2 separate regions of the Homo sapiens genome follow, and region 2 is linked to region 1. Evidence: chromatin loops called from intact Hi-C (ENCODE). Cell type or tissue: dorsolateral prefrontal cortex. All regions are shown on one strand. Links, peaks and the distances in the headings refer to the core of each region. The heading gives the core; the rest is flanking DNA.

Region 1 (10,500 bases), core at 4,117-6,616:
TTATCACAAAAACTCTATCCAAAAATAGTTTGTAGTCACATTTATGGAGTAACAACAAAAATTTAGCAAAGCTAAGTACTAAAAGTAGATCTTAAGAAAATTTTGTAATACATACAGCTTGCTAAGGAAAACCACAGAGTTGTACTTGTTTTAATCTTTTTCTTTAATAACTTTCACATGGTAAAAATGCCTGCTTGTTCAATAACTAAAACAAAAGGTATACAAAGAAAACAATCATCCAAATCAAGTAGCCTGCCCCCATCCTCTGATCCTTAATAAAAACCAGTGGAATATTCTTCCACATCTTCCTCCCAGTCACAAAAACATACACAAGCATGTAAATACATACATAGGGGTTTGGCTTGTTTGCTGGTTAGCTATTTGGTCAGTGTGCTTGGGTGGTTGGTTGCTTGGTTTTCTTCAATATACTTTATTTTCTAGAATAGTTTTAGGTACACAGAGAAATTGAGTAGAAAGTACACAGAGTGCTCATATGCTCTCTTCCTCCCACCCCAACATCACTTCCCCCACTATCAGCATCCAGCACCAGAGCGGTCCATTTGTTATCATCAATGAACCTACATGGACACATCATTATCACCCAATGTCCATAGTTTATATTAGGGCTCACTCTTGGTATTATACATTCTATGGGTTTTGACATACATAATATCATATCCACAGTTATAGTATGGTACAGAATCATTTCTTGACCCTAAAAATCCTCTGTGCTCTGCTTCTTCATCCCCCCTGCCTCCTAAATGCTGGCAATCACTGATCTTTTTACTGTCTTTATAGTTTTCCTTTCCAAAATGTCCTACAGTTGGAATTATACAGTATGTAGCCTTTTCAGATTGGCTTCTTTAATAAGCCTTCAAGATTCTTCCATGTCTTTTCATAGTTTGGTAACTTACTTCCTTGTACGATTAGGAGGACTCTACTGTCTAAAAACAATGGAATAAACAATGGAATAATATTCCATTGTCTGGATGTATCACAGTTTGTCAGTTCACCTAGGAAGGACATCTTGATTACTTCCAAGTTTTGACAAATATGGATAAGGATGAGAGCTATATACAACCATCTGCTGGTTTTGTGTGAACCTAGGTTTTCAACTCATTTGGAAATACCAAGGAATGCAACTGCTGTCATGTATGATAACAGTATCCCAGCTGTCTTCCAAAGTGGCTGTACCATTTTGCATTTCCACCAGCTATGAATGAGAGTTCCTGTTGCCCCATGTAAGTTTGTTTTTATAGAAATAAAATAATTCTACACACATTACTCTACATCTTCCTTTTTTTTTAAACACAAATCATGGATATCCCATAAACCACTGATAAAGACTACATTCTTTTGTCTTAATAATTTTTTGCATATATATTTTACATATATGTATGCTTTTATACATCTGTATAATTTTATATATATGTATGATTTTATATATATATGATAGCATACGTATTTTCAAATTCTAGCTCCTTCATTTTACTGTGAGCAAATTAAAATCTCAATGTCTTCATTTTCTCATCTCTACAATAAAGATAATTTGGTGAAGGTTTATTAAGATATATAATATGTTTATAATTATACCAGATATACTAAACACTAATGTTATTATTGTAGGAAAAAGGTTATTAAAGACATTGAAATGAGCCAGAGAAATTACTAAGTGTCTGTCTAGCACACCCTTCCAGGTTATATTAACCTTTCATCATCTTTGAGCTATTTTACAACTCTGTAAGTTGTAGAAAATAGAAAACAATGTAAATTATTTCTGTCCATAAAAATGTAAATTAATTTTCTCTAGAACATCATTGATTTTTCCCTCATAGATAGATCTGTTTTACATCTATTTGTAAATTCATTCCAGTATTCTTTATTTTCCTATATAATGTGTGGTTCTTTTAATTTCCCTTTGAACCAACTGTAACATTTTAACTGCCTCCTTCATTAATTAATAAGTTAAATAAACTCTTTATACATGTTCATTTTATATCTGTATGAAAGTCATGATTTTATATATTTTTAATTGCCCTTCAACACTATTATTATAGTGGTTTCTTTTTCAAGGAATGGTTGTGAATCAAAATGTTACACCCACTTTTTTATATGTACAAAAGCAAAGATACTCTCATAAAGGCAAGTGTGCAGAAAATGTGTGAAATATATAACACAAATACCTTCATTGTTTAAAGTGCTTGAAGAAATCAGCATGCTGAAGCATAAATCAACATTAAGAACCCTGCAACAACCAAGAACTGGAGTTAAACACTAAAATCCCATAAATATGTATCATGTAAATAATTATAGCCATACATTACAAACAAAGGAAAAAAGGTTCTGAAATAACATATAATATTTTTAAAATACATTTAACTACAATATATGTCTCTAAAACCCTTCCATGCCCAATCCTTTGGTAGATAGGAAATCTGATTGCATAATTACTTTGGACTATAAAAAAGAGATTCCCCTATATGCCTGAAAAACTTTCTACAAAAAAGGCACCATTAAGGGGAGGATAGACAGCCTGCCTGCTTTGTTCTCACAAATATTCATGAGCACAGAATTCTCCTTCTGGCAGCTTCTTTCTGCAGACCTTGCCGGGGAACAGACCCTCTTGTTGAGCCATAGCAATCATCTGCCTAAACTAAGGGGACCTAACAGGGTCCAGCTAATCTCTTATCTGTGTATGCTCAAAGATAATTGGCTTGATTCTGATTTGCCTGTTTTTATAAGAACACTAAGAAATGGTAAGGAATATCCATTACCTCCTCAAAATGTTTGGCAGGAAGAGGTTCTGAATAAAGTGGATTTAAAGTGGATTATGTAAAATTTGCAAAATGAATTAACCTTATTCCGACTCAGCAATGTCTGAGTACTTACAAATTCATAAATAAGCACACCATCCATGCCAAGAATACTTTTTGAATGAAAGGTAAATAGCTATAGAAGTACAGGGCCTTTGATCAGTATCTTGACAAATGAAGTACTGTAGTCCCCCCCTTATCTGCAAGGGATGCATTCCAAGATCCCCTGTGGATGCCAGAAATCATGAATAGTACTGAACCCTATATATCCTATCTTTTTTCCTATACATACAATAGAGTTTAATTCACAAATTATGCACTGTAAGAGATTAAAAACAATAATATAGTAGAACAATTATAACAATATACTGTAATAGGCCAGGCACGGTGGCTCATGCCTGTAATCCAGCATTTTGGGAGGCCAAGATTACTTGAGGATGGATTACTTGAGGCAAGGAGTTCGAGACCAGCATGGCCAACATGGCAAAACCCCATCTGTACTAAAAATACAAAAATTAGCCAGGCGTGATGGTGCACACCTGTAATTCTAGCAACTCAGAGGCTGAGGCACAAGAAATCGCTTGAACCCAGGAGGTGGAGGTTGCGGTAAGCCAAGATTGTGCCACTACACTCCAGCTTGGGTAACAAAGCAAGATTCTGTCTCAAAATAAATATATATGTGTGTGTGTGTGTGTGTGTGTGTGTGTGTGTGTGTGTGTGTACATACTGTAATAAAAGTTATGTGGATATGCCCTCTCTCTAAATATCTTACTGTACTATACTCACCCTTCTTGTGTTGATGTGAAATGATAAAATGCCTACATGATGAAATGAAGTAAGGAAGCAGGACAGCGTGAGATTTCATCATGCTACTAGCACAGTGCTCAACTTAAAACTTATGAATTGTTTGTTTCTGGAATTTTCCATTTAATATTTTTGTACTGTGGTTGACCACAGGTAACTGAAACTGCAGAAGGCAAAACTACAGATAAGGTGGGAATACTGTAATTAGTATAACAGTGACTTACTAGTCCCGCTGTGGGAAAGTATGCTAAGAAACTATAAGGAATTCACATCATATAGGCCCATTTTTTCCCACTTAAAAGAGAAAAAGATATAGCACACTTGAATATTTAATTCCTGAAATGAATTTATAAATATAATTCTGATTTATATTTCCATTTCTAAGAAACCTTAAGAATCTATATCATTCTACCCAGAACGTTTGCTTCCCAGAAGGAAATCAAGTCTTTCCCCAAAAGGGTCAAATCACTATTTTTCATGAAAAGTCAGTTAAATGCTAACCAGATATTAAGGCTTCTAAAAAGTTTATATCCATCTAGACCAGAAGTTCACAAACTTTGTCTTTATAGGGTCAGATATTATTTTTGGCTTTGCAGAACATATGGTCTCTGTCGTAATGTTAGAGGCATTTGAACCAGAGCAACTCCATCTTGAATAGGGGCTGGGTAAAATGAGGCTGGGACTCGCTGGGCTGCATTCCCAGGAACTTAGGTATTCCTAGCCTCCAGATGCTTATGGTTAAGGGAACAAATTGGTAACATCTACTAAACAGACCTAGACTCAGGAATGTCCTGATATCCCAATATCTTGAGAACAGAAGCATTCGTAATTTTGCTTTAAAGATAATAATATCAATTGCTGCAAAATATAGTAATTAAGAAAATTAATCCTTTATCACAAACTGTATTAGTCCATCTTCACATTGCTGATAAAGACATGCCTCAGACTGAGCAATTTATAAAAGAAAGAGGTTTAATGGACTTACAGTTCCACATGGCTGGGGAGGCCTCAAAATCGTGGCGGAAGGCAAGGAGGAAAAGTCACATCTTATGTGGATGGTAGCAAACAAAAACAGAGCTTGTGCAGAGAAACTCCCATTTTCAAAACCATCAGATTTTGTGAGACCCATTCACTATCACAAGAACAGCATGGGAAAGATCTGCCCCATGATTCAATTACCTCACCAGATCCCTCCCACAACATTTGGGAATTCAAGATGAGATTTGGGTGGGGACACAGAAAAACCATATCACAAACCCTTGTAGTAGAACGCCTCTCCCCATAATATAAACAAGAAGTGTACCTAGTTGGGTGCATCCCTCCTCTTGCTTTCGGGAATGCCCTGCTCTGCCTATGGAGTAGCCATTCTTTATTCCTTTACTTTTTTAATGAACTTGCTTTCACTTTTCTCTATGGACTCGACTGGAATTCTTTCCTGCATGAGATCCAAGAATCCTCTCTTGGGGCCTGGATTGGGACCCCTTTCTGGTAACAATAATTATTCATAGTTGTGCAAAAGACTTAAGATATGCCAACAAATGGGCATGGCTGTGCGCCGATTAAACTTCATTCACAAAAGCAGGTAGAGAGAGAAATTTAGCCCTAGGGCCATTGTTTGCTGACCTCTTTCTCTAGGCCTTTCTTTTAGAACTCACAGTTCAAAAACTGTGTGTGACACAAAGTGTCACAAAGTGACAAAACAAAGTGTGAGACAAAGAGCAGTGAATATTATATTCCCTATGTGTCCCTATTTTCAGAGCACAGGGTTCTTGTGCTTTCCCTAAAACTGTTTCCTAAATCATGCAGTAGCCTCTCAAGCAAGCAGAAGAGAAGCTGTCTTGCTTGACAGTATTCCATACAGTTCCTCTGGGTCAGTGAAGAAGTGAAGATGCAGAGGATGTTTTCAGAGAAGTCTTCTGTATTAAGTGACTCAATCACACTCACTTCAAAGAGATCTCCCGACTCAAAGGCATTTTAACCTGAAGTGCCACTTCTTTCTCAAAGGATATCAAGTACCAGAGTAGCTTAGCCTGCCATCTTGTGGCAAATTGGAATATGGACAGGAAAATCACTGGACCAAGACTGGAACAAGCTGGAATACCTGCTTTGTAACAGGCTCTTTGTAACATATGCTAGACACAGGGGCTCTACAGGGAGGCAAGAAAGCAATAGTCCCTTGCCCTCAGGGAGCTTACAACTGTAGAAGAAAAGATAGATATTAATCCGAAAAATTACACGAACATATATAAAATTACAGCTGTGAAAAATGGTCTGAAGGAGCTGTCCATCATGCTTGGAAAGTGGATAAAGTGGATTCAGCCTAGGCAGGAAAGGTGGAGAAGACATCCCTGAGAATAAGACGATTCAACTGAGGTCTGAGATGAGTAGGGATTTGCCAGGTGAACAAGTGAGAGAAGATGACTCCAGAGAGAGAAGCAGTAACTGTAAAAACCATGTGGTGGAGAAAAGCTAGGGGGGACTCTGGTATGAGATAAGGCCAGGAGGTAAAGAGGGGCCAGATGGTGCAGGGCCTCAGAAGGCATAAAAGGAGGTGTTTTTTATTTATCCCATAATCAGAGTGAACCTATAAAACAGTTTATGCAAGGCAGAGTGACAGAATCAGGTTTACATTTCAAAAAAGATCACACCCTGTATCAGTCAGGGTCCAATCAGGAAACAGAAACTATGCAGCAATTTGAACAGGGAAAATTTAACATCAAAGATTATTAGCTTTTTAACAGGAAATTGGAGTCACAAGGGATGGTCTGTGGGAAATAAAGAAAACTGGAGACAAGAGAGAGAAAGAATTCCAAGCATAGCCGATACAAGGAACTGCCACTAACCGAGGAGGAGCCTCCTACTGAGATCTGGAGCTTGTTGGAGACGCCATGGCCGTGGCTTACTGGACAACACAGAAGTCTCAGTGGTGGAACTTACTGAAAAATGCACCCTCTAGGGTACCAGGGAAAGCCATTCAAAAGGAGGTAACTCTCCAGAGACACTCCATAATGAAACTGCCCAAGAGCATGCCACAGGAAGCTTCTGGCCACTGGGTGCTGCTGGCCATGATGCACTACAGGAGCTGGGCTTAGGAGCCTGGCACCTGTGAAGCTGCCCACAGGAGGTGGGCCCTGGGAAATCTATGCACACTGCAGGAGGCTGCAGAGAGCCAGAGAGCCATACAGCCCAACTAGGAGAGAAAACTCCTTCCTCCTCCAGTGTCTCTCCAGTGCCCTCTGCTGACAAAGCTTAGCAACATGCCAGGTGGCAAAGGAAACATATTTAAAGGGCCCAGCCAAAGAAGGCAATGCAGAGTGGATTTGAAACTGAGGGGCCATAAATTGATAACCAGTAAACATTGGCCTCTTATATGGAGAGCTTTCTAGAAGAAGAGTAAAAGTGGATGCAAATAAACCACTTAGGGGGTGCTTAAGTAGCCCAGGAGAGGGAAGAAAAGGAGATAATAACCTATAGGTTCTGGAGCAAATACATGAGCAAGTTCCCAATGGATTATGGGAAGGACACCAAATAGCATGGCTTATGTCCCTGTGCTCACTGACCTTGCAGAAGAGCTGCCTCGAAAAGTATGGCTAAGAGACCAAGGAGAGTCAGCTGTCATACACGGGTCGTAAGACAAGAGATTGGCAGCACCAGCTGTGTGGAGTCCATTCTTTGTATACAAAAGGCAAAGGAGTAGTGTTGCTCCCAAGAGACAGACTTGCCAGGCTTAACAAGAACATCAGTTCCAACAAAAGCCACTCCCTAATCCATGCAAACAAACACTGTCAAAGCCAGGCCCACAAGGGCAGGCCTTTGGATCTAAAAAATTACTAGACAACAGCGAGCATGGCTTGTGATAAGGCCTTTTGGCTGACAGCCAGCAATCCTGGCCTTTTGGGGCTTCATACAGGCCTTCGAGCTACCTGCTATCTCAAGAAAATGGGTGGAGGGGAGTCCAGGTGAGGAGATGAAATGTCACAGCATGTCTCTGAGTCATCTCTCACGTCTCCCAAACATTAAATCGCCAAGTGGCAGAACCTGAGCTCCTACTGAGAAGCCAGGGTTAACGTAAATTTATCAACAACTATAATTTACTAAACACAAAAATAAGCGTTTAGAATGGCTTCCTCTAGGCAGTGGAACCGTGGCTGGAGACAGAAGTAGGGCAAATGACTACTGACGATTGCTTTTTAAATAAACCCTTTGGCATGGTTTAATTTTTTTTAAGACTTCACTGAAGGTGGAGAGTTTACAATTGGATAGAGAAAGTTGTTATATGATTTTGATATTGGACTGGAATTTTCATAACTCAAATAAGATTACTTTGGGTCTAAAAGTAACTAGAAAAATTTTTATTATCTGAGAGTGACGAAAGAAGTTGTAAGAATATGCCTGAGATGGTCAGTGGGAAAAGAACAGTTTCCCTCTCCTGATACTCCTCTGAATTCAGCTCTCTCAATATAATGGCACACATAGGAAGTGTGCTGAGAAAGAATCGCTTAGAATTGAGTTCTGCTGGTTGGTGGAACCAGGATTTCGACAAATCTGAATGTAGGGGTAGTCGTGGTTTCTAAGAGTTGAGTAAGCTCTTTTGTTCCATGAAAGTGTTGCCTGCTTGTAGGTTGGTTTGCATAATGCTGCAGTACCAAACTAAAATTCTTCTCATTTGGAAGTGTGAATCCATATCTCAGAATCAGTAGTGAAACAGACCATCCTGGTGGATTTGCAAAGCAGGACTTGGCTAAAACCTTGAATTCATTATCTGTCCATAAAGAAGATATGAGGTCAAAGAATAGAGATGGGAAGAGAGGTCAAGTGAGGATCCTTTGGAGAGATCTGCTGAACCCGCAACCAAAGGAGGTGGTGTGAGGGGCCTGCTTCTAACCTCAAGCTTACCAAAGAGGGCCTCTGAGGGACCACTCAGGGAGCTTGCAGTCCAAGGGATGCAGTGCACTGCTGTTTGATTCCCATCCAAGAAATCTGGAGGCACAATGGTGCCTTTCAGGTGTGGCAAATTCTGAAGGCTGATTTTTTTTTTCTTGTGGAGCCCTTTCAAAGTTTCCTCAAGCAATGCCTCCCCTCCAGCGGACTCCTGACGACAACCCCCTCAACTTACGCATCTGACAGTGAGGCCCCAATCCCCTTCTGCTGAGCTCTCACCTTCGAGAGGAAGTGTCTTAAGGAGAATTTTTTTCCAAGTAGCCAACTCCCTACCACTGACCCGCTTGGCCCAGGAAAAACTCAGTCATCATTGCCCTCTTGTCATCATATGGACAATTTGTTCGTAAGTCTAATTCAACCAACGAGACAGAAACTGCAAAGCTTAAACAGCTCAGTCGCCAGCCATAAATAAAACAGTGCCAGGAGAGAATAATTTTTCAACTATAAGGAGACCAAGACAAGGGAATAATTTACATTTCTGGTTTGCGTGAGTGGAGCTGCGAAAATAGCCCATCATATGTACATCACTATATTTTAACAAATTTCCTATTGGTAGACGGCTAGACTGCGACAGGAATTAACAGGAATTCCTACAAAACAAACCGGACTCAAGCCGGGCGCTGAACCTGGATGCTGACGGAGACGGGAAGAGAACACCCGCCCCGCAGACCTCGGCGCCTGCGCCGGCTCTGCACCGGCTCTCCGCGGCGCGCATGCGTTACGCCATTAGCGCTTTTCATGTGGCTCCTCCCCGGCCCCGGCGCGCTTACTGCGGGAAATGCAAAATTCCCTCCTCCTGCCCGCGGAGCCGGTTTCAAGAGAGCGAGCGGTGGGTTCTGGAACCACCCTGTCCTGCCGGAAGCGTACGCTCCCCCGCCTACCTGGGGACTGGGCGGGGCTCCAGGGAGAGAGGCCAGGCCTCCGCAGCCCCACCAGCTCCGGCCAGGTGCGTGGTATTCGAGAGTAGATTTGTTGTGAGGGTTAAAGTACTTAAAGTTCCTTGCCTTAAATAAAGAGCATAATAAATTGTGGCTGTTGTTACCTGCTTCCGTCACTTCTGGCGCCTGAGATTTGGTTCTTCCTCTCCAGGATTAATTTTGTTTGCTCAGTCTTCTTCCACCTGCTCAAGAATTTTAACCAGTTGCCACACCTGCGGCCTTCGCTTTACCCCTTCTTGGCTGGGCCTTCTCCTTCAGCTCATCTCCCCCATCATTTACAAATACCCTCCTGTTTTCTGTGCTCTGTCCCTACCTACCTCTCCTGTCCCCATCTCATGAGCGTTATCAAAGGTTATCACATTTGTCTCTTCTCCTCCCACCCCATCTCCCCAACTCACTGGAATCTGGCTGCTTCTACCCACTCCACTCAAACTGCTCTCAGCAAGGTCCTCAGCGACCTTGTCATGCACCCCAATGAACACTTTTCCATGCTGCTCTCTCTGCAGCTCCTGACACATCTATCTGAAACTGCTGCAAATCCCTCTGTCATCCACAATGCTCACACTCCCGGTTTTCCAAACTCTCTGATCACTATATTTGCCAGAAGTGTGTCTTCCTTCCCCTGCCCATTTCTGTTGGCTCCCACACACATGCTTCCTGGTTAGTTGTTTTTTTTTCACACTCCACACTTTTATGGGGTGAAGATCTCCTTAATGCCATTGTTTTTGCCTTGCTGATGACTCCCAAATCTGTACCTCTAGTCTAGATCTTTCCTCTGAGCTTCAAACTCCTGGCTATCCCACAGGCACCTCAGACTTAGCACCCCCAAAACATATCTTTTCCAGCAAACCTGCTTCAACTTCTGTACACTTTCTTCTTTGTCCCTCTTCTCACTGGATAACATCATGTGCTGTCTCAAGCCAGAAATCCAGGAGCCACCTTAGACTCCTCCCTCTCCATCATGCCCAGCTGTGGGCTGGCTTCCCTAGGAAACAGACTCAGAG
Region 2 (2,500 bases), core at 1-2,500, 710 kb before region 1:
AGTCCCAAGCCCAGTGTTGAAAGGGGTAGAGCCAGCTGTACTTCTAGGGGCAATTCTCTCCCTGCCACCCAGAAGGAATTTGGCAATCCAGTTTCTGAAAGGAAAGAGTGTTTTGAAATCATTTTTGTAGCAAAAGCATGTATAATACTTGGAGAATAATTGTAATTCACAAGGTTGGGACGAAAGGAACACAGATGGTGAAGTCTGGGAAACCTGACTCACAGTTTTTCAGAGAGTAGAAGAGGGGGAAAAGGTAAAAAGAGGGAAGTCAACCTACCAGAAACAGGGCCACTGCAGTGCCCAGGATGAAACCAGCAATCACGTCCGAGCAGTGGTTCCGATACTCAGAGACCCGGTTGAGGCCTGTCAGGAAGGCTGTGCAGAGAGTTCCGAGGCACAGCACCGGCTTGGCCAGTCGACTGCTCTTCGTCTTGATTGTGCTTGTAATATACATCTGGAATAGGACAGAGGCCAGGGAGTGACCAGGCAGCTGCCTTGTGCTATGAGTACACATGCAAGCAAGCAGGTACATACACCAGCATACACAAGCAGGGGCTTGTGTCAAAGCAACCACACTAACTAGTATTCCTTGAACAACTCCATTAAGATATTTAATAAATTATTTAGGTAGGAAATCAGTGCAGCAAGAACAATGAACAGATGTACATTCTTCAGTCTTTTGTAATCTAGTGGACATGTCAACAGAAGTTATTAGTGACACAAAGAACGCATTAACGATTAGATTCAGAACATGCAGTTTTTATGTGACAAGTTTAAATATCATTTGGGGTATAAGAAATCCATATGAGAGTCTGAGATACCAAATAAACCTTCTATGGGAATGAAGCTTTTGGTGGAGAAGACCAGGTAGGAGAGTGACTGTAAGTGACCGTACATTTTATTTTTTGTGTCCCCAAAAGTTCCTAGTTGCTTTGTCACACCTTCAGGTGATTAATACCAACAAAGTGTTGACTGATGAGTTAGTTGATAGGCTGAATTAGAACCTCCCAACAACTGCATCACATAAATAGGTTTCAGCTGTGCTAGTAAATTGACTCATACATTCCTCAGGACAGCTGTGATCAGCTTTATTCATTCATTTACTCCACTGTTTCTTAAAATATTAAAATTTTCTGTGTGTTCCACAAGATACAAAAGGTCAAGAAGACCTGAGCTAAGTAAAAGATGATACACGTTATGACACCTGAGATGTAGGCGGCTGTTATTAGTTTGTTGTGAGGTGCTGGGTAAGACTCTGACGTTTTACAGGTTCAGTTAGCAAATGTGTCCCTGGTGGTTTAGAGTTAGGAAGCCATGCCTTTTTCATGTAAGTACACTTTTTTAGCTAACCTTTGGTAGTAGTTACAAAACACCACTAGAGGGCACCATTGGTCTATCATTTCTTAACAAATGTGCTATGTGAGCTTAGCAATTCTAAAAAATAATATGCTGATACTTATATAGTATGTGTATATGGCCTGAGCACATATAAGTTAAAATAGACGCATTTTACAGTATTACAATAGAAATTCTTAATATTCTAGAATGATACCTCAACACTGGTGAGAATACCAGAAGATAGGAATCTCTTCTATATAACAGATTCCCTATAAAACTGGTTACATCACAGTTACATAAATTACAGCATATTATTACACTATTTTCAGACTCTGGTAAATGTTACTTAAAACCTATGCTGCATATATTCAGTTGTTCATGCTATTATGTTTTCCAATTATATCTGTCATAAATCTTTCCTATAAGAAAGATTAAAAACTATTAAAAGCATGAGCCTATGGTTAGTTGGTATTCTTCATAGTATTAACCAGTACTTAGGAAATCCTTGTTGAGTAATTTCTGAAAGCATTTGACATGTAATAGCGGCTCAGAAGATTTATGCAATTGGAATCTTATATCAGGGTTTATCTGACTATAGTCTGTGAGGCATGATTTGAATTGGATAACATCTGAATCCTTGAGAACATGTTATAGTCACATTTATTCTGTGTGAGCTGATGATATTTACTTCTTTCTTGCCCAAAGAACTTCGTATCTCATTTGTTGAGACAGTAGTTTATTATAAGTAACAGAATAATTTTTATAATGGTACTATAAAAATTAATTTCACACAGCAATGACTTGAGTCTGATAAAAAATACAGGAAAAGGCACAAGAATACATTGTTTAGGTTCTAGATAATTAGGAAAAATCAACATTCTGAAAATTTGAAAATATGTTGGATACTTCAGAGGGCTTTATTTGTTTAAAAAAAATACCTGCATAGAGGTTTTTTGGTTTGGTTTTGTTTTTGATAAAGCAAAGACATTTAACTGAGCTATAATCTGTTTTGTAAATTGAGGCTTCTGTGTTATTTGCATCCTTGTTTCTTTAATGTGGGGACAGCTGAAGTCCTTTTTTTCACATACTCATGTCACATAGTTGGTGGTTGACAAAATAACCCTATCGATGTGATCCTGTAAATGGGACACAAAGGCACTAT

The links. A loop is a pair of places that touch in the nucleus more often than their neighbours do. Peaks named below come from ENCODE experiments on the same cell type or tissue, not always from the same donor. Only the 100,000 strongest peaks of a DNase experiment are listed, where the experiment ranks them.
Region 2: a loop joins it to region 1, with 9 times the contacts of the local background. A loop is called at or near these places in 72 of 110 quality-filtered maps.

The regions. Positions count from the first base shown.
Region 1 is chr9:100,597,692-100,608,191 of GRCh38, reverse strand. No RefSeq gene overlaps it. Among named protein-coding and RNA genes, the nearest start is that of CAVIN4, 25 kb to the right of the region's middle. RefSeq lists an enhancer at 9,151-9,445. In dorsolateral prefrontal cortex, for the core only: CTCF peaks have their summits at 5,443 and 5,647 (motif pointing left); a DNase peak (open chromatin) is centred at 5,664.
Region 2 is chr9:101,310,752-101,313,251 of GRCh38, reverse strand. It overlaps PLPPR1 (phospholipid phosphatase related 1), which reads right to left. Exons shown (of 8, transcript NM_207299.2): 6 at 278-454. Among named protein-coding and RNA genes, the nearest start is that of BAAT, 73 kb to the left of the region's middle. In dorsolateral prefrontal cortex, for the core only: CTCF peaks have their summits at 1,191 and 1,391 (motif pointing right); no DNase peak of the experiment used is centred there; H3K27ac peaks cover 2,089 bases.